Regions from separate parts of the Homo sapiens genome. Here region 2 is linked to region 1. Evidence: read pairs that join two places in POLR2A ChIA-PET (ENCODE). Cell type or tissue: OCI-LY7. All regions are shown on one strand. Each heading gives the region's core, and the rest is flanking DNA. Links, peaks and the distances in the headings are about the cores only.

Region 1 (8,000 bases), core at 1-8,000:
TTTCCCTTATCTGGCCAAGAGCAGAAACTTCTAAAAAATGAGAACTGCCAGGCCAGGCATGGTGGCTCATGCCTGTAACCCCAGCATTTTGGGAGGCTGACGCAGGAGGATCACTTGAAGCCAGGAGTTCAATACCAGCCTGGGCAATAATAATGAAACTCTATCTCTAAAAATAAAAAATAAAAAATTTAAAAAAGCCAGACATGGTGGTGCGCACCTGTAGTCCTAGCTACTTGGAAGGCTGAGGTGGGAGGATTGCTTGAACCCAAGAGGTGGAGTGAGCCTAGCAACCTTGGTGAGACCTTGTCTCAAAAAAAAAGAGAGGGTGAGAACTGCCATAAATCCCTCTCTGGGGAAGTTTTATGGGCATGAAAAAGATGGAAAGCTGACACCATGATGAGTCTGCCCAAACCTTAGTAAAATAACTCTTATCTACTATTAGATTCACCATATACTTAATTCCCATAATTTACCACCTTTAGAAGACCAAACCCTTCTTCCTATGTCTAGTCACTTCTCTCCACAATTTATCATCCTTTGTTAAAATGGTATGCAAGCTTTCAAGTCTAACTGCCTCTTTGGATTTTCTTTTTTTTTTTTTTCTGTTAAGCTTGTGTGCATATAAAATTAAAAATACTTACCATCAGCAAAATTTATAATTTTTTTTCTCCTGTGAATCTTTTGTCAGTTTAATTTGCAGGCCTTATACATGAACCTAAGAAGGCAGAGAAAAACTTTTTCGTCCCCTACGATACTATGGCATTTCCTACCCCCATCTCCAAAGTGGTAGTTAAAGGCAGGCCAACAAGCTTCTTCAGAAGGAGGGTGTCACTTTGCCATCAGCCAAAAGAACATTCAGGAGTTGGTTTTGCTGTTGCTAAGCTGCTAAGCTGAGTCTACACTGATGACAGTGAACATCTCCCAAGGAGAAATAAGTACAAAGGGAAAGAAGGGGCCTCTTGGATGAAAGGCTTCCACAGACAGGGAAGGCAGCTTTCCTTGCCTACAGGAGTCCTGTCCTCAAACATGTATTTGGATAGGAGAGAAGTGCAGTCTCATATGTGAGCTTAGAAACTTTGCCAAGTTTTCATTTAGTCCAAAGCAAAAACCAAGTTTAAACAAAGAAAGAATACTAATTAAGTGTTCAAGCTCTAGGAGGGGTTATCTCCTTTTGGAAAGAAAAGCAGATTTATGACAAATTAGGCAGTTCAGTTGGCAAAATTCAGAAGAGGTCTCAGATGTGAAAGCCTGTTCTTCATTCAGTTTTATTGAGGGCTTTAGTTTGACTTTAAAACAATTTTTTTTTTTTTTGAGACAAGAGTCTCGCTCTGTCGCCCAGGTTGGAGTACAGTGGCCCAATCTGCAACCTTTGCCTCCCAGGTTCAGGCAATCCTCCTGCCTCAGCCTCCTGAGTGGCTGGGATTACAGGTGTGCACTACCACGCCTGGCTAATTTTTGTATTTTTTTTCAATAGAGACAGGGTGTCGTCATGTTGGCCAGGCTGGTCTCGAACTCCTGACCTCAAGTGATCTGCCTGCCTTGGCCTTCAAAGAGCTGGGATTACAGGCGTGAGCCACTGTGTCTGACCTAAAACAATTTTTAAAACATCTGGCCTTGGACACAATGGTCTAGAAATTAGTGATTACCAGTAACTAACATATATATTAAGGACATTGATAAAAAAGATGATGTAGCCTATATTTCACCTCAGTGAAAGTAAGTTACAGTAATAAATAACCTGGTTTTCTATGTAGGCAAAGAAATTACCAGGAACAATATTCATAGAGATAGGAGCAACTGAGTAAGGCATGTTTAAAAATAGCCAGGATCTTTTCTAAGGGATCATTAGTTTGTTGTAGGTTTCAGGACTCATTTGTGATTGGATCTCTATGTATGAATGAAGCTCAGTTTATTTTTGAGGGATGCCAAATACTAGAGAAAGAGTAGGCTAAATAAAGAAGTCCAGGCCGGGTGTGGTGGCTCATGCCTGTAATCCCAGCACTTTGGGAAGCCAAGGCGGGCAGATCAGGAGGTCAGGAGTTCGAGACTAGCCTGACCAACATGGTGAAACCCCATCTTTATTAAAAATACAAAAATTAGCCAGGCTTGGTGGTGGGCACCTGTAATCCCAGCTACTCAGGAGGCTGAGGCAGGAGAATTGCTTGAACCCAGGAGGCAGAGGTTGCAGTGAGCCAAGATCACGCTATTGCACTCCAGCCTGGGCAACAGAGCGAGACTGTCTAAAAAAAAAAAAATGTGTGTGTGTGTGTGTTTGTGTGTGTGTGTGTGTATTTAGAAATGCAGATGTGGGCTAGGGGTGGTGGCTCATGCCTGTAATCCCAGCACTTTGGGAGGCTGAGGCAGGTGAATTGCTTGAGCCCAGGAGTTTCAGACCAGCCTGGGCAACATGGCGAAACCCCATCTCTAAAAAAAGTATAAAAATAAGCTGGGCATGGTGGCATGTGCCTGTAGTCCCAGCTACTTAGGAGGCTGAGGCGGAAGGATTGCTTGAGCCTGGGAGGTCAAGGTTGCAGTGAGCCAAGATCATGCCACTGGACTCTAGCCTTGGCAATAGAGTAAGACCCTGTCTCAAGAAAAGAAGGGAAAGGGAAAGGGAAAGGAAAAGGAAAAAGAAAAGAAAAGAAAGGAAGGCAGGCAGGCAGATGTGATGCTTATCAAGCCAGAGGCAGAAGGTACAAGAGCAATCTGAAACACTTGTTACTGTTTTCATGGTCATCTTGGGCTTAACTGGTGATAAAAATAAGAGATGACAAGACTAAAATTCCTGTATTTAAGTATCTGAGTCAAGAATCAAACTAGCTTCTTTTCAGTAAAGGATGCAGTATGGAGTAGAGTCAGAATGTGGCTAGCAGATAAGCAAGCACATCATTGTCAAGAACATGTACTTTGTGATCCTGGGGAGTACAGCAGTGTATTAAACTCAACGGTTTAAATAGCCATTCCAAATTACAATGGAAAGCAAAGGCAAAATATTCAAATTTTTGTCTCTCCAAGTGCAAATGTTAAAAAGCCACAAAATCCTATGACAAAATCCGTGAGAGGATTCCCTCTCCAAACCAACAAAAAAACCGAGCCAGCTCTAACACCTCCTGACAAGGCCATCTCACATATTCCTAATGAACTCCTTCCCTGGTAACCACTCAACACTCCTCAGGAAACTTACTGGTCAAGCCTAAATCTTTAATGCTTTAGCTTTAACTCACTTCCTAGCAAGGTTAGAGAGCATAATTGATTATTAGTTTACAGAATAACTGAAGGCTGTTAGTAAGCAAATGTTTGGTTTTATCCATCTACACACTAAATAACCTCTTTGAGTATTATTGTCCATTTTAAAAACCTCCTTAACTAGGTTCTGAGCAATTCTTCTGCAAAACAATACTACAGTGACAAAATGCTTAAACTAGAAAATAAAAGACTTATCACATATTAAATACTTGAATAGAACCATTTAGAACAAATTCAACATAAAATAAAACAACAGTCCTATATTTTCTACAGTAATACTACTTCCCATGCAAAATTTTCACAACGCTTTATCCTCTAATTTATGGATCATATTTAGGATTATAATACAACATTGGCAATGTTGGCTCTAATGTCTTGTGTTTTCTTTTAAAAATGATAAATTTGGGGGATGGAGGGTGAGAGTGGGAAAGGATGCCTTAGAATTTCACTAACCAATACTGATTCAAAAAGGCCACATAGGTGTGCACCTGTAATCGCAGCTACTTGGGAGGCTGACGCAGGAGAATCACTTGAACCTGGGAGAGGGAGGTTGCAGTGAGCCAAGACTGCGCCACTGCACTCCAGCCTGGGCGACAGATTGAGACTCCATCTCAAAAAAGAAAAAAAAAAAAAAAGTCACATAAAGCTGGCTATGTTTCATAAAGCTTATTACCCCAGATTTTTCTTTTAATTTCATTTGTTGACACAAAGGGACTCTTGTTTGTTTTTTTGTTTGTTTTTTTTTTTTTTTGAGACAGAGTCTCGCTCACTGGCGCGATCTCGGCTCATTGCAAGCTCCGCCTCCCGGGTTCACGCCGTTCTCCTGCCTCAGCCTCCTGAATAGCTGGGACTACAGGCACCCACCACCACGCCCGGCTAATTTTTTATATTTTTAGTAGAGAAGGGGTTTCACCGTGTTAGCCAGGATGATCTCGATCTCCTGACCTCGTGATCCACCCGCCTCGGCCTCCCAAAGTGCTGGGATTACAGGCGTAAGCCACGGCGCCCGGCTCAAAGGGACTCTTTATTGAGCACAAACTTTGGCCATAAAGCCTATCCTCTGTTTGGGCTGTCCTTTCATATGCTTAAAATAACCCTTTGACCCACAACTCTGCAACTGTCTTCTGTGTTTAACCACAGCGGAAGGAGGGGAGAGAAAGAGAGAAAGAGGAAGAGGGAGAGCAAGCACTCAAGAATGAACACATATGGCAGACATTAAAATTGGCAATGGCTCCTTGAAGGGCAATTAAATAATAAATAAGAAACCCAGTAGCACTGAACATTGCCTGCCAGAGAAGTTCAAAACATCTTCATAAGTAAACCTGTGTTCACCACTCATTCCCACACTTTCTGTGGCTTTCTTACAATTATCATTGATACTGCTCCTTTACTTCAAGAGACCTGGAATCCCAGAAATAGCTTCTCTGTAGCAAAAGATCACCCAACTTCCTTCCTAAGGAACCACTGGCCCCAATTAAAATTTTATATTTTCCTGAAAACTGTGCTGATTATTTTCCATTTGTCCTTTCCTATTCATTATCTTCCCTTCTCTGTCTTATTCCATGTCCTGTGGGGCTGTTCTCAAAAAATTGTGTCACTCCTTACAGTTGGGTTCAGGCAAGAGGAGAGAGAGGTTATTATATTAATTCTTCTGATATTTCCAATATTTTCTATGTAGGGTATCGTTTCTTCATTTCCTATTTTATTTACTGGTCTCAATCACTATTTCTTCTGGTTCACAAAGCCAACAGTACACACATAAAGCTAAGTCTCTTCAGACTGCCGAAGCATAGAATCACCAAATACAAACTCCAAGGTTGAGCAGAGCAAGGCCTGTCATCATGCCTAGGTTGGTAAGAAGGTTGCCCTCCAAGTATTAAATAATAGGATAAGCTAGAACCAATATTTGATATTTTCTATTACCATTTGATACTGATTTTTTTTTTTTTTTTTTTAGATGGAGTTTCGCTCTGTTGCCCAGGCTGGAGTGCAGTGGCGTGATCTCGGCTCACTGCATCCTCTGCCTCCCAGGTTCAAGCAATTCACCTGCCTCAGCCTCCCAAGTAGCTGGGACTACAGGCGTGTGCCACCATGCCCAGCTAATTTTTTGTATTTTTAGTAAAGATGGGGTTTCACTATGTTAGCCAGGATGGTCTCAATCTCCTGACTTCGTGATCCACCTGCCTCGGCCTCCCAAAGTGCTGGGATTACGGGCGTGAGCCACCGTGCCTGGTCTTGAAATATCTTATATGGTAGCACTTTGATATCTTAAGAATGCAAGGAAGGGAAGGAGGGAGGGAGGGAGGTAGGCAGAAGAGTAGGAGAAGGAGGAGGAAGAACAACAACATCAACAACTAAGATGAGATTTCATTAAGAATTTGCTCTTTAATTAGATCCCGTTTGTCAATTTTTGCTTTCGTTTCAATTGCTTTTGGTGATTTCGTCATGAAATCTTTGCCCATGACCATGCCCTGAATGGTACTGCCTAGATTTTCTTCTAGGGTTTTTACAGTTTTGGGTTTTACATTTAAGTCTTTAATTCATCTTGAGTTTTTTTGTTTTTTTTTTTTCTTTTTTTTAGACAGAGTCTCACACTGTCGCCCAGGCTGGAGTGAAGAAGTGCCATCTCAGCTCACAGCAACCTCTGCCTGCTGTGTTCAAGCAATTCTCATGCCTTAGCCTCCCAAGTAGCTGGGACTACAGGCGCATGCCAACATGCCTGGCTAATTTTTGCATTTCTAGTAGAGATAGGGTTTCACCATTTTGGCCAGGCTAGTCTTGAATTTCTGATCTCAAATGATCCACCTGCCTCAGCCTCCCAAAGTGCTGGGATTACAGGCATGAGCCACCATGCCCAACCTCATCCTTTTTTTTTTTTTTTTTTGAGATAGAGTCTCGCTCTGTCTCCCAGGCTGAAGTGCAGTGGCACAATCTTGGCTCACTGCAACCTCTGTCTCCTGGGTTCAAGCAATTCTCCTGCCTCAGCCTCCTGAGTAGCTGGGACTACAGGCATGTGCCACCATGCCTAATTTTTTTGTATTTTTAGTAGTGATGGGGTTTCACCATGTTGGTCAGGCTGGTCTCAAACTCTTGACCTCAAATGATCTGTCTGCCTCAGCCTCCCAAAGTGTTGGGATTACAGACATGAGCCACTACGCCCGGCCCCCTGGCCTCATCTTGAGTTAATTTTTATATAAGGCGTGAGGAATGGGTTCAGTTTCAATTTTCTGCATATGGCTAGCCAGTTCTCCCAGCACCATTTATTAAATAGGGAATCCTTTCCCCATTGCTTTTTTTGTCAGGTTTGTTGAGGATCAGATGGTTGTAGATGTGCAGTCTTATTTCTGGGTTCTCTATTCTGTTCCATTCATCTATGAGTCTGTTCTTGTGTCAGTACCATGCTGTTTTGGTTATTGTGGCCTTGTAGTATAGTTTGAAGTCTGGTAGCATGATATCTTCGGCTTTGTTCTTTTTGCTTAGGATTGTCTTGGTTATGCAAACTCTTTTTTGGTTCCATATGAATTTTAAAATACTTTCTTCTAATTCCATGAAGAATGTCAATAGTAGTTTAACAGCAATAGCACTGAATCTATAAATTACTTTGGGCAGTATGGCCATTTTCGCAATATTGATTCTTCCTATCCATGAGCATGGAATGTTTTTCCATTTGTTTGTGTCCTCTCTGATTTCCTTGAGCAGTGGTCTGTAGTTCTCTTTGAAGAGGTCCTTCATTTCCCTTGTTAGCTGTACTCTTAGGTATTTTATTCTCTTTGTAGCAATTGTGAATGGGAGTTCATTCATGACTTGGCTTTCTGCTTGCCTGTTGTTGGTGTACAGGAATGCTTGTGACTTTTGCACACTGATTTTGTATCCTGAGACTTTGCTGAAGTTGCTTCAGCTTAAGAAGCTTTTGGGCTGAGATGATAGGGTTTTCTAGATATAGGATCATGTCATCTGCAAACAAAGACAATTTGACTTCCTCTCTTCCTATTTGAATACCTTTATTTCTTTCTCTTGCCTGCTTGCCCTGGCCAGAACTTTCAATACTATGTTGAATAGGAATGGTGGGAGAGGTCATCCCTGTCTTATGCCGGTTTTCAAGGGGAATGCTTCCAGCTTTTGCCCATTCAGTATGATATTGGCTGTGGGTTTGTCATGAATGGCTCTCATAAAAGAAACTATCATCACAGCAAACAGGCAACCTACAGAGTTGGAGAAAATTTTTGCCATCTATCCATCTGACAAAGGTCTAATATCTAGAATCTACAAGGAACTTAAATTTACAATAAAAAACCCATTAAAAAGTGGGCAAAGGACATGAACAGACACTTCTCAAAAGAAGACATTCATGCAGCCAACAAATGTGAAAAAGCCCAATGTCACTGATCATTAGAGAAATGCAAATCAAAACCACAATGAGATAACATCTCATGCCAGTCAGAATGGCAATTATTAAGAAGTCAAGAAACAACAGATGCTAGTAAGGTTGTGGAGAAATAGGAATGCTTTTACACTGTTGGTGGGAATGTAAAATTAGTCCAACCATTGTGGAAGACGGTGTGGCGATTCATCAAAGATCTAGAACCAGAAATACCATTTGACCCAGCAATCCCCTTACTGGGTATATACCCAAAGGAATATAAATCATTCTATTAAAAAGATACATGCACATATATGTTCACTGCAGCACTATTCACAACAGCAAAGACATGGAATCAACCCAAATGCCCATCAATGATAGGCTGGATAAAGAA
Region 2 (12,040 bases), core at 1,736-9,735, 51 kb before region 1:
GAAATATGTGCATTTTATTGTTTGTAAATTGTACATCCACTTTAAAAAAAAAAAAAAGGAAGCAGCAGTCTTTAGGCAGAGAAGAGTATGGGCAAGTGGGAAAAAAGAAAGGGCTTCTCCACCCATCAATCCCACTGCTGTGTTAGGCAATTTTCCCTGTGCCAAACTGTATGGCAGTTATGAACTGACATTTCAAAATCAACTACAGAGAGGCGGGAGGCATTTTCTAAGAATATCCTAGTCTGTGCTAACCATTTAGGTCCAAGCCACATTCCCTTACATTTTGAAAGCTTTTCATCACCATTTCCTTCTTTTCTCATCTAAGGTCATCCCAGGAAAGGGTTTTTCAGAGTCAGCAGCCCTCCATCCCCAGCACTGCATACACATTGCATAACATTGGCCGTATAAATTTTACACCCATAAGGCCATGGAAAAAGGAAGCAGTTTAGTTGATCAATCAGACATGTTTATGGCCATCAAAAATCAGGAAAAAAAGAGAGTTTGGATCACTAGAAAACTTCCAAGAAGAAAAGAATCCTGACAACCAAGGATTTCAAAACACAAAGGCCCCCAAAGGGTGGGAAAATGAAATGGGCAGTTGGAACTAGAACTAAAATTGCAAATTTGATGCAACTTCATCATTAAGTACTTGTGTGACAAATCCCTTCTGTGCTGTCAAAGGGGATGTATCACACATGACAAGAAAATCACAGGCAGAGTAGGCTCCAACCCAGCACGTCGTGGCTCTGCTTCAGTCTGACTTCTCTGCTGTTCTCTTGGCTCCATCTTCTTCTCACATCTATTGCTTTCTACAGCTATTTCAGGCATCTCAGTCAGAGCCAACATCCGACAGAAAAGGGACTCTTTCTTCCCTTGTCTCTTGTTATGACCCAGAAAACCTTTCCTACAGTTCTCTACCCAAGTTCCCTTCTCGTCTCATTGGCTAGAACACAGTCACATGACCCTTCCTAAGCCAATCACTGGCGAGAGTGTATAGCGCCATCCTGAATCGTTTAGACCAATTTGAGTTTTCAAAGGATGGCAGGATAGGGTGGAGGGGGAGGGCAGCATGAATTGCATGAAGAAGGCATGGTCCCCCAGACACAGGGCTCTACCTGCCCGATAAAGGGGGTGCTGTAGGTAAGGTTTCCAAGCTCGGAAACAGAGGTTGGCAAGCAGGAAGTTTATTGAAGGGTAGGTACAGCATCAACGCCTGAGGGGAAGTGAGGTGGGTAGGAATGGACAAAGAGAGAAGTTGAACTGCAGTGCAATCATGGTAAAGACCTCAGCTGATCTTTCAGGGAGCTCTGGTGGTGGGATGGCCCAGAGTTATTACAAATTGGGGTGAAAGGACGAACCCTTTTTACTCCTGCGTCCGCCAGTCATTAGATGTGGGCTGCCCGTGGTCAATGTGAGCTTCATCTTAGGCAAGGTGACTCTCTCTGCAGCAGAGGACAAGTGTCAGAGAGGAACTCAGCGGACAGTTGCCGCCGTCAGCACTCCCAGTAGATGGGGGCATGAGTGCTTCAGTCTTGGAGGGGGGATCTGGGTGACACATGTCATCTGCTATAGGGAAGATGAGTTTGCATTGTCAGTCCCTCAGGTCTCCTAGAATCCAACCTGGAGTCTACACTCATGTCCAGAGAAAACACGGCAGCCTTGACCAGGGCCATTTCTGGAACCCTCCACTTCCTTGGGGAGAGGGAAGAGGAGAGCATCCAAGAGTCAGCACAGCACTACCTTGGTCGTTACTAGTAGGACAGCTGAGAGATAGCTGTGTGGACTGAGTCTGGGTGGGACCCAGCGGGACCCAGCCCTCAGACTTAAGGGGCATGAGGCCCACAAGAATGAAAATCCACAGGATTAGTCTTGAACAAGCCGGGAGCCTGCTAAGCCCTGGCATCTGCTGAACTTCCCAAATCACACACATTCAACTGTTCGGTTCCACATTTCCATAGTGTGCTTCCTGCCAAGCTTCCCAACACAGTGTACACAATAGGAAAATTGAAATGAGCAGTTCTAGCAACTATGGATATGCAGGTCAAATAAATAAGTCTTTATCTAAGACTTAAGCAGACATGGTCAACAAGGGTCTAATTCAAAACTGAGCTTTGGAGAAAGAAAGATTTTACAAAACAAAAAGAGGGGGAGGGAATAGAGCTGTTTGCATGAATTTTTTTCTGTCTCACTAAAAATACTGAAATATCATTTTATCCAGCCTCTCCATGCTGCCCTGCCTCCTCCACCCCATCCCTGGCTGTATTCCTACTCTGGCTGTAGGGCCAACTCATAGGAAGTGTTATGCTAGGGTATGTAAATAGTTGTCATGGAAAGGAGCTGGGGAAATTACTTTGTGCATTGTTATATATCTAGTTAAATGCCTCAAAATTAAAGCCATACACATGGGTGTTTTTGTGTCTATTAAGGAAGCACAGGGAATATGTGTTATAGAAACCTCAAGCATTTCAGCTAAGTGAGTAAGAGCAAGGAACTTGAATCTTATACTTCGGGCTGCACCTACTGTAGTGTGGAGCCAGATGTGGTAGAAATTTTTTTTTTTAACAAGAAAAACTATTTACAAGTTTCTCGTCACTCCTCATTCTAGCAGTAGATACACCGACTCCCCTTGGAAAAAAACCACTGGAGGGTCCTTTGGTTATGTAGATATAAGGCCAGGGGCTGTTGGTTGTCTTGGGGAAATGGAAATGAACAGTTTTGATTTCTTTTTTTCCCTCCCTGCGCTGACAAAGGCCACCCCTCCTCCCACAGGCCCACAATCTTGTCTGCAATTCTGAAATCCATAAAGGGCTGGAAAATGAGTTTTTTCAGAAGGTGGCACTAAAACTAACATGGCAGCAAAATCTGACTGGACCTTATGGGAGGGCATAGTTTTTATTTATCCTATGTTTCACTACAAATATGTTAAGGTGTTTGATCATGGAGCTGCTCCGAACACATTCATATATCTGCAGTGAAACATGGGGTGTTAGATAGACTATGATATGTATATACCATTACTTCCCAAAATCTGGAAAATTCTAACTCCTGAATAAGGATTGTGGGCCTGCACTAGAATCTGATGGATGGAGTTAATCCCAGTTGAGGTCAGTATGCAGGACAGAATACTGGGTCATCTGGACTGGTGACCAAGGTTTAGCTGAAGGGCTCATGTTGGCAGGGAAGCAGTGCGTGCTGCCACTTCTGGGCACAGTGAGGGGTGATGAGGATGTGAGGGAGCCCCTTCACATCCAGCTCCTTCACATCCATGTTGGAAAAGCAACAAAATCATGAACCCAGGTCACATCTTTCGGTGGACAGAAGCACCCATTATTGTTGGCTTTGTACCCAGGCATTGAACTGCTGGGTTACAAGGGATGCATATGTTTACTTTTACTAATTCCAGGCAAACATGTTTCCAACAGTGTTGTGCCAGTTTACACTTCCGTCAGTATGAAGATTCCAGCTGCTCCAACACCTCACCAAAACTTGGTATCATCAGGTTTTTTAAAAGGTTAGCTGTTTCAGTGGAGATGTACTGGTACCCCGTTGCAGTTTTAACTTGCATTTAACTTGATCATGACAGTAAATGCCCTTTCCTATGCATACTGGTTGTTTGGATGCCCTCTTTTGTAAAGTGCCTGTTTAAGTCTTTTGTCCATTTTAAATTGGGTTGTCTTTTTCTTATTCATTTGTAGGCATTCTTTATATATTCTGGCTGAGATAATGTTTGGAAGTTTGGAGGTTTGAACTAGCATACATATGTATATATGTGCGCACATATATACACACATATATATGTGCGCACATATATACATATGTATACTAGTCCATACATGTATATATGTATATTAATCCAAACCGCCAAGCTTGGTCCAAGCTGGTCTCAAACTCCTGGCCTGATCCTCTCACCTTGGCCTCCCAAAGTGCTGGGATTATAGGTATGAGCCACCATGCCTGGCTTATCTCAAGATATTTATAAGGCAATTTGATTGGATTTGGGGGCAGGGACAGGAAGATTGTGGAAATGAGGAGTCCTAGGTTGCTGGATTGAACAGCTGGATAGACAATAGCAGTGCCATCTACTGAGTTTGAGAACACTGGGAAGGGAAAAGGAGCAGGGTGGTGGGAAAGGTGATACACTCGGTGGTGACCATGGGGAGTATGAGGTGTCTATGTGATGTCGAAGTGGAGCTGCCCATGAGGCAACTGGATATACAGGTCTGGAACCCAAAGAAAGACCAGTGTCTTCATCCATATTCTGTTGCTATAACAAAATACCTGAAGCTGAATAATTTATTAAGGAAAGAAGTTGATTTAGCTCACAATTCTGGAGGCCAGGAGATGAAAGACTGGGTGGCCCATCTGGCCAGCTGCCGGTAAGGGCCTCATGCTGTGTTATAACATTGCAGAGAAGCAAAAGGGGAGGCGGGCACATGCGAGAAGAGCAAACATGAGAGGCAGCCTCACTTTATAACAACCTGCTCTCACACGCTCAAGAAACTGCATTAATCCCTTCGTGAGGGCAGATCCCTCATGACCCAAATGCCTCTTAAAGGTCTCACCATGTCTCAATATCATTACACTGGGGACTAAGCCTCAACCTGAGTTTTGGTGGAGATAAACCATAGCAACCAGGAATACACACACACACACACACACACACAAGGGAATTATCTGCATATAGATGGTAACTGAAGTCATGAGTATGGTTGAACTCATCCAGGGAATGAAAAGAGACTGAGAGAAGCAGAGGGCCTAGGATAGAGCCTCTGAAGATCCAATTAATGGATGGACCCAGAGGGAGAATCCAGCAAAAGGAAGCCAGGAAGAAGTGAGAGAAGGAAAAAAACCAGAGTGTGGAGACACAGCATCCCACCGAAGAGCTGGTTTCAGAGCACAGTAGCGTTGGGTGGGTGTGGGGGGATGGGTAGCACTGTTGGCACCCAGATGTTAGTGGTAGAACATAAGGCAGCTAAGGGATTTGAAGCCCCAGAGGTCTTGTCTCCTTGAAGGCTGAGAACATGTCTTAAACCTATTTTATCTTCAACAGCACCAAGCTGTGCACTGTTCATTGTAAATGCCCAATAAAGACTTGTTTGCTCATTCGTTATGTTAATTAAAGCCACAGATCAGAGAGGCAAACCTGCTTGTGTGAGGCCTAGTTTGGGATAAAAGGCTAGGAAGACAACAGAGAGGGCACGGAGAAAAGCAAAAAATGACTGAGAAGTAAGACAAGTTTGCCTGCTGCATGAACAGTTGGAAAAAATATTTCACTCCTTACCAAAAAGAACAGCGGCAAAGCTGGGTAACAAGAAACAGTGAAAACTGATAGGTCTTTGAGGTGAAAAGAGGAAAAACATGGTGGGGGAGAAAGTAGATTAGTCAAATAAACATTTTATTATTTTTCTCCTTCTTCTTCTTCTTCTTCTTCTTCTTCTTTCTTTCTTAGCCTCCCAAAGTGCCAGGATTACAGGCATGAGCCACCAAGCCCAGCCTAGCTCTCACATTTTATTCTTAAACTCTATGACAGAGCAACTTAAAGAACCTTAGAGATAATAAAATCAATTGTATTATTTCACAAATGATAAAGTAAACACTTATAGAGGCTGGGGACTTGTGTAAGGAACAGCTAGTCATTGGTAAAGGTTGAACTCAAATTGACAGCTCGGCCCCCAGGCTGGTGCTATTTCCATTATAAAAATACAATCTCACTACTGGGCCCCTCTCCTCATTTCCTGCCCATTTCCTTCACTTTTATATGAGTGAAATTCAGTTAAAATGAACATCTGGGCAGCTGTGATAATCTGCACGAAGTTACAAACCCTGCGGTTGAGGCACTTTGCATGGCAGCAGGTGAACAATGGAGTTGAGGGTCAGAGATCAACGTTGCTCATCTGCCTCCTCTGGAAACCCCTGAGAGGGAAGGGCCAAGCATGGCTTCAGAAAGCCACCCTACATTTTTTTTTTTTTTTTTTTTTAGAGACAGACTCTTGTTTTGTCACCCAGGCTGGAGTACAGTGGCATGATCGTGGCTCACTGCAGTCTCAAACTCCTGCGCTCAAATCATCCTCCCGCCTCAGCCTCCTAAGTAGCTAGGACTACAGGCACATGCCAAGATGCCCACTTAATTCTTTAATTTTTTTGTAAAGACAGAGTCTTGCTAAGTTGCCTAGGCTGGTCTCAAACTCCTGGGCTCAAGCAATTTTCCTGCCTTAGCCTCCAAAAGCACTGAAAATTTTGATTTTTCAGGCACAAGCACCATCCCTGGCCTGAAAGTCATTTTTTAATCGTCGTAGGGAGCCCAGGAGTTGAGTCTGCAGTGAGCCATGATCATGCCACTGCACTCCACCCTGGGCAACAGAGTGAGACCATGTCTCTAAAAAACAAAACAAAAGAAAACCAAAAATGTAGCGGGGGTGGGACAATGTGTTCTCTTTTCCAAATGTATTTATCATTTTTATAATCAGGAAACTTTCTTAATTTTTTCTTTAATGAGAGAGTAGGTGGTTGAGGAGGAAGAGTTAAGGAGAAACAGGCTATCTGCCAGTGTGACCAGCAACCACTTAGAAGCAGAATGTGCCAGATGAAAACTAGGTAGGGCTCGCAGGGAAATCAGTTATTCGTCCCTTCCCCTCTTGTTTTCTTTTGGTTTGTAGATTATTGGTTTGGCTTAAAGGTGATTTTCCGTGCAAAGCAGCAATTGCATAGGGAAGACATTGCATTTTCCTTAATCTGGTGAGATAGGAGACCAAAGTGGGGAAGGAGATGAAAAATGGACACTGAAGGATGGGGTGAAGCCAGGGGACTTTGAAAGAACCATTTGTAGCTGGGCACGGTGGCTCACGCCTGTAATCCCAGCACTTTGGGAGGCCAAGGCAGGTGGATCACAAGGTCAGGAGTTCAAGACCAGCCCGGCCAATATGGCGAAACCCTGTCTCTACTAAAAATACAAAAATTAACCAGGCATGGTGGCAGATGCCTGTAGTCCCAGCTACTTGGGAGGCTGAGGCAGGAGAATCGCTTGAACCTGGGAGGCGGGGGTTGCAGTGAGCCAAGATCGTGCCACTGTACTCCAGCCTGGGTGACAGAGTGAGACTCCATCTCAAAAAAAAAAAAAAAAAAAAAAAAAAGAACCATTTCAGTGCAGTGTTGTCTGAGTACCTGTTACGAGCAAGACAGAGAAGAATGGAACGTGGTCCTTGTCCTTAAAATGTGTGACTGATTCACTGCTCTAGCTTCTAACACCCACCATGGTGCCTGCTGGACAAAAGGGGCTCAGTCTTTCCTGAATGGGAGAATGGGATGCCCATTCTTGAAAAGATTCAGCACATCCTTTCAATTGAGAAAAGTTCTCACATGCTTTTCCTTGACATTCTTAGATACATTAGTCCCAACAGGTGCCGTCTGTTCCAAGATGTCAGGCCTCACAGTACCAAAGAGCCACCATTTCCCCTCTCCTGGTACCCAGCACTGCACAGTTGGCCATTCCATTAGCTGGCTGTCTCTCAAATTCCCAGGCGCTGGGAGAAGACCCAGACCCTAGCAGAGGGTCAACAAGGTGCTCCGAAACTGCCAAGTCTTCAAGTCTAAAGTCGAACATGCCATTCTGGCCATAAGGAGACACCAGAGACAGTTTTTCCTCAGTTTAGTGGCAACATCCAGGTCTGGCTGATGCATTGTGGTGTCGGAGGCCAAAAGCTGTTCTCATTTTGCTTCCACAAGTCGCTTTTGGGTTCCAGAAAGAGAAAGTCATAACCTCTACAACTTGGAATACAACATTCCAAAACAGCTGAAGAGTGCTTGGCAACTTTCTCCGACAAAGTTAATTAAAACCTTCCCCTCCCCCAGGGGTCAGCGCCTACCGTTCATGGAGAACCTTCAAGATGCTCTCCAGCTAAGTCTCTGGACTTAAGAATTTGATTTGGAAAACTGCCATGGAACTCCTCAGAAATTCTAAGCCAGAAAAGTCCAAAGGCCTTCCTACTAGCAGCTTTTACTATGGTTCATAGCTCATTTTCAGCCAAAGGAATTCAATTCCCCACATCCAGCCAGGAGGAAAACATCTCTGTGGTACACAGTACTGGAGTACCATGTGCACCACCAGAAAGGCCAGCTTGGCTCTGGGAAGAATCGATGACATCATTCTCTCCATGCAATGTCAATGAGCTTGTGTCACTGAAACAGAATAAGCAGGTCACCATAGTACAAAGGCAGCACCTCCCTTACTCTCCTGCTGCTGTTTCTTAGGGCAAGAAATTCAGCTTTGCCTCACCTTGGCTTGGCCACACAGAGCTGGGAGGCATTTCAGGAGAAAGGAGCCATTGTCCCCAGCAGGATGTGCACCTTGCCAGCCTGTCTCCTTGTCATCCCAAACACAGGTTGGCTTCTCTGCCTATGGATCAACAATGTCCTTCTCAACAAATGTCAAGTGTCTTGGTGCTTTAAAAGATTCCTATGACAGATGTGATTGAGGTATCCAATTTTTAGCTTTGGGGTTATTTTGCCCAGTCTAATTTAATGTCAACTGAGTGGCTGAATTCCATGAAATGATGCCATATGCTACTGGAAAACCAGTGTAAGTCCTAGGTCCCTGGCCTCCAGGAGCTTATCATCTCCTAGTAGGGGGCTCTGAGCATGTCAGCTTTGGGCTCTGCCATGCCCAGTATCTCCTACAGAGGGGGGAAACTACCCCATCTATAGCCCCCTGCTCAGAGATAGCACCAAACTATTCTACGCCCAGGAATGGCCACTGATTGGGCCAGGACCAAGGGGGCCAGCTCAAGGACCACCCCACATAGACTAGGTAGTGAGCTCAAATGAGGCTGGCATGGATAGATGAGCTGGGCCACATTTATGGAAATTGCAGCCGGAAGCTGGGTGTATGTGGAGGAGGCAGAGGGTCAGATGCATGGGTAGCAGCTGGGTCACATGAAGGGCCAAGTGCTGGAGAGAAACTCCTGTGACCTGGCTTTACCACCATTCCTGCCTTTCCTGAGACCCAGTGTTTTTCTTTTTCTGGGTTCTTCTGTATATGCACCCTTTCAATATTCACACCTTAACGTACGCCAACAAGTACATGTCACCATTATCACCACTAATAAGTGTAACCAGAGACCATAGTCCTTCCTGACAGGCAGAAAGAAGATAAGAGAAGTCATGCGATAACTACAGTACAAGCTGGAGAGCTGTGATCTTACACCTTCAGTCTGGATATGGTTTGAAGCTTGCTGGGGCCTGACGCAGCCACAAGAATTGTGAGCCATGAGGGCTGCATTTTTACCACTGTATCTCCTAGTTCAGTGCCTGTCTGGTGATCAGTAAGTGCTGGGTGATCAATAGCTTGGTGATCAATAAGTCCTGGCTGATCAATAGCTTGGTGATCAATAAGTGCTGGCTGATCAAATAGCTTGGTGATCAGTAAGTGCTGGCTGATCAATAGGTTGGTGATCCATAAGTATTGGCTGATCAATAGCTTGGTGATCAATAGTACTGGTTGATCAAATAGCTTGGTGATCAATAAGTGCTGGCTGAGTGATTGAATAGACTGGGAACCAAAAAGATTATTTAAGGTTCAGTGTTGGCCATCTTCTGTGTGTCACCATCTCCCTGCTGTTCCCTGCCCTGGGAGGCTGCTCTGGGGGTACTACCTTAAAGGGCTTCCCTGTCCTCTGACTTCTGGTGGGGTTCAGCCAAATGAGGAGTCCTAGCCAGACATCAGAGGGAAGAAGGCAAGTGACACTGGGATATTCGTTCCCCCTGAGCCTGACATTGTTGTGAGGCAGCCCTCTCCATACAACCCCTCTGCCTCCCAATTCTCTCATTTTTTCAGGCCTAGACATGGTAATGACTCCCAACCCATGTTACCAGCCCATCATAACACCCTTTCCCCACCCAATTTGACTGTACCATCTGTTTCTTGCTGAGACTTTGAATGATAAGAGGTCCCCCAAATCAAGCATGCTCCTTTTGCTCTCTGGTTTTCTCTATGTACTGGTATGCTCTGCTCAACCCTATCAGCAAATACAGCTTCACAGGGGAAAGCTGGCTGGGAGGATATTTGCCAGTCTGATGGCCCAGTATGAGGTGAGGGTGGTGAGGTGGCAGGAGGGAGGGAAGGGAGTCATCCCTCAATGCCAATAATTTCATTGCATAAATGTTAAGAGGAAGTCACTGAACTTGGTGGCCACTTTCCCCAGAACAAAGTCTGGATCCAACCTTCCATTAGGCAAGAAAGTTTTCCTTTTCAGAAAAAAATAGTTTCTTTGGCTAAAAAATGCTTTGTTTTGAATTATGTTTTATTGCACAACCACAAAATAATAATCAAAAATTTTCTCTTGGTGAGAAAGGCCATCGCTCTGCTCTGACCACACAGTTAATTTACCCAAATCAACGCAGCAAAAGCGGGTGGGAGTAGAATCTTCTTTTCTATCTCACTTTTGCATTTTTAGAAATATTAATAAGCTCTCAAGAAGCAAGGGTTACTTGGTATCTCAACCTGTGCCTTTTCAGCCTTTAAGTATGAGGTTAGGGAGAGTGGAGTGGAAGCAGTAGGGTTATTTTTATTTTTACAACAATTTGCCCTCTCTAAATGTACTAATGGGGAAAAGTACATTTTAGATCTTCTAGAAAGGACATTTAAAGGGTCTCAAATGATCCTAAGCTTTTTCCTTTCCCTAAAAAATATCTTTTCTCAGCCCTTTGGTACATATTATCTTGTCTGCTTGGGATCTGCTTTCAAAGCAGGTTTCCCACCAGGCAGATTCAACAGCAGTCTAAGATAGCAATGTCTGATTTCCTACCTAAGACGCAAATGGAAAAACACAGGATCTGAATATATTTGTTCTTTTTTTTTTCCTTTTCCCTTATCCCTTTTAAATAAAGGATATACTGGTTTCTTTAGTCCTCGGTCTTTTGGCAACAGCCATTTAAAAGAAAGAATCATATGGTAATTATTAATTTTGCATAGGATCAACTCTGGCCTCAGCTTTCATTTGAGATGCAGTTACATGAAAAACAGACTGCGTTAATTTCATCCCCTCTGGGGTTGCTTGGCAACAAGGCCTTGTTCCAGACCATCTCGTCTCTTTGGCCCAGAGTGATCTCTTTGGGGTGTCGCTCAGGCTAAGCAATCATCACCCTGTTGGTGTTGTTTCTGAATGTGTCCCTGTAGTCCTGATGGCACAAGGGATTGATGGCTTTGCTCCAGTCATACTGCCTGAGGTCTGTGTAAGCCCTGAGCCTACAAAGTGCAGAAAATGAAATATGCTTGGAGAATTTGAGATCTGAACAATCCAGGTTAGACAGAAAAGAGGGAGCCATAAGCAATGTCTGAGATGTTGCTAGGGGGTAGATGGAGTAAATACTAAAGTTCTTTTTTTTTTTTTTTTTTTTGAGACAGAGTTTTGCTCTTGTCGCTCTTGTCACCCAGGCTGGAGTGCAATGGCACGATCTTGGCTCACTGCAACCTCCGCTTGCCGGGTTCAAGCGATTCTTCTGCCTCAGCCTCCCGAGCAGCTAGGATTACAGGCATCGCCATCATGCCCGGCTAATTTTTGTATTTTTGTAGAGATGGGGTTTCACCATGTTGGCCAGGCTGGTCTCGAACTCCTGACCTCAGGTGATCTGCCCGCCTCGGCCTCCCAAAGTGCTGGGATTACAGGCGTAAGCCACCGCACCCGGCCCTAAAGTTCTTTAAAAATAAAAAAAATTAAAAAGCATTGCTACATTCTCATTTGGGATTTTTTTTTTTTTTGAAATGTTGTTTTGCTATTGTCACCCAGGCTGGAGTGCAATGGCACGATCTTGGCTCACTGCAACCTCCGCCTCCCAGGTTCAAGCAATTCTCCTGCCTTAGCCTCCCTAGTAGTTGGGATTACAGGCACCTGCCACCACATCTAATTTTTATATTTTTAGTAGAGACAGGATTTCACCATGTCGGCCAGGCTGATCTCAAACTCCTGACCTCTGGTGATCCACCTGCCTCGGCCTCCCAAACTGCTGAGATTACAGGCATGAGCCACCACACCTAGCAATTTGGGAA

What was found. Peaks named below come from ENCODE experiments on the same cell type or tissue, not always from the same donor. Only the 100,000 strongest peaks of a DNase experiment are listed, where the experiment ranks them.
Region 2: POLR2A ChIA-PET joins it to region 1 with 10 read pairs; 5 of 35 experiments call an interaction of 5 or more read pairs at or near these places.

The regions. Positions count from the first base shown.
Region 1 is chr2:62,126,152-62,134,151 of GRCh38, reverse strand. All of the region lies in intron 2 of COMMD1 (copper metabolism domain containing 1), which reads right to left. Among named protein-coding and RNA genes, the nearest start is that of B3GNT2, 66 kb to the left of the region's middle. RefSeq lists an enhancer at 4,452-4,501 and a silencer at 4,352-4,552. In OCI-LY7, for the core only: no CTCF peak of the experiment used is centred there; a DNase peak (open chromatin) is centred at 4,381; H3K4me3 peaks cover 2,465 bases; H3K27ac peaks cover 2,974 bases.
Region 2 is chr2:62,174,955-62,186,994 of GRCh38, reverse strand. No RefSeq gene overlaps it. Among named protein-coding and RNA genes, the nearest start is that of B3GNT2, 15 kb to the left of the region's middle. In OCI-LY7, for the core only: no CTCF peak of the experiment used is centred there; DNase peaks (open chromatin) are centred at 4,974, 5,844, 6,254, 6,561 and 1 weaker place; H3K4me3 peaks cover 2,028 bases; H3K27ac peaks cover 5,877 bases.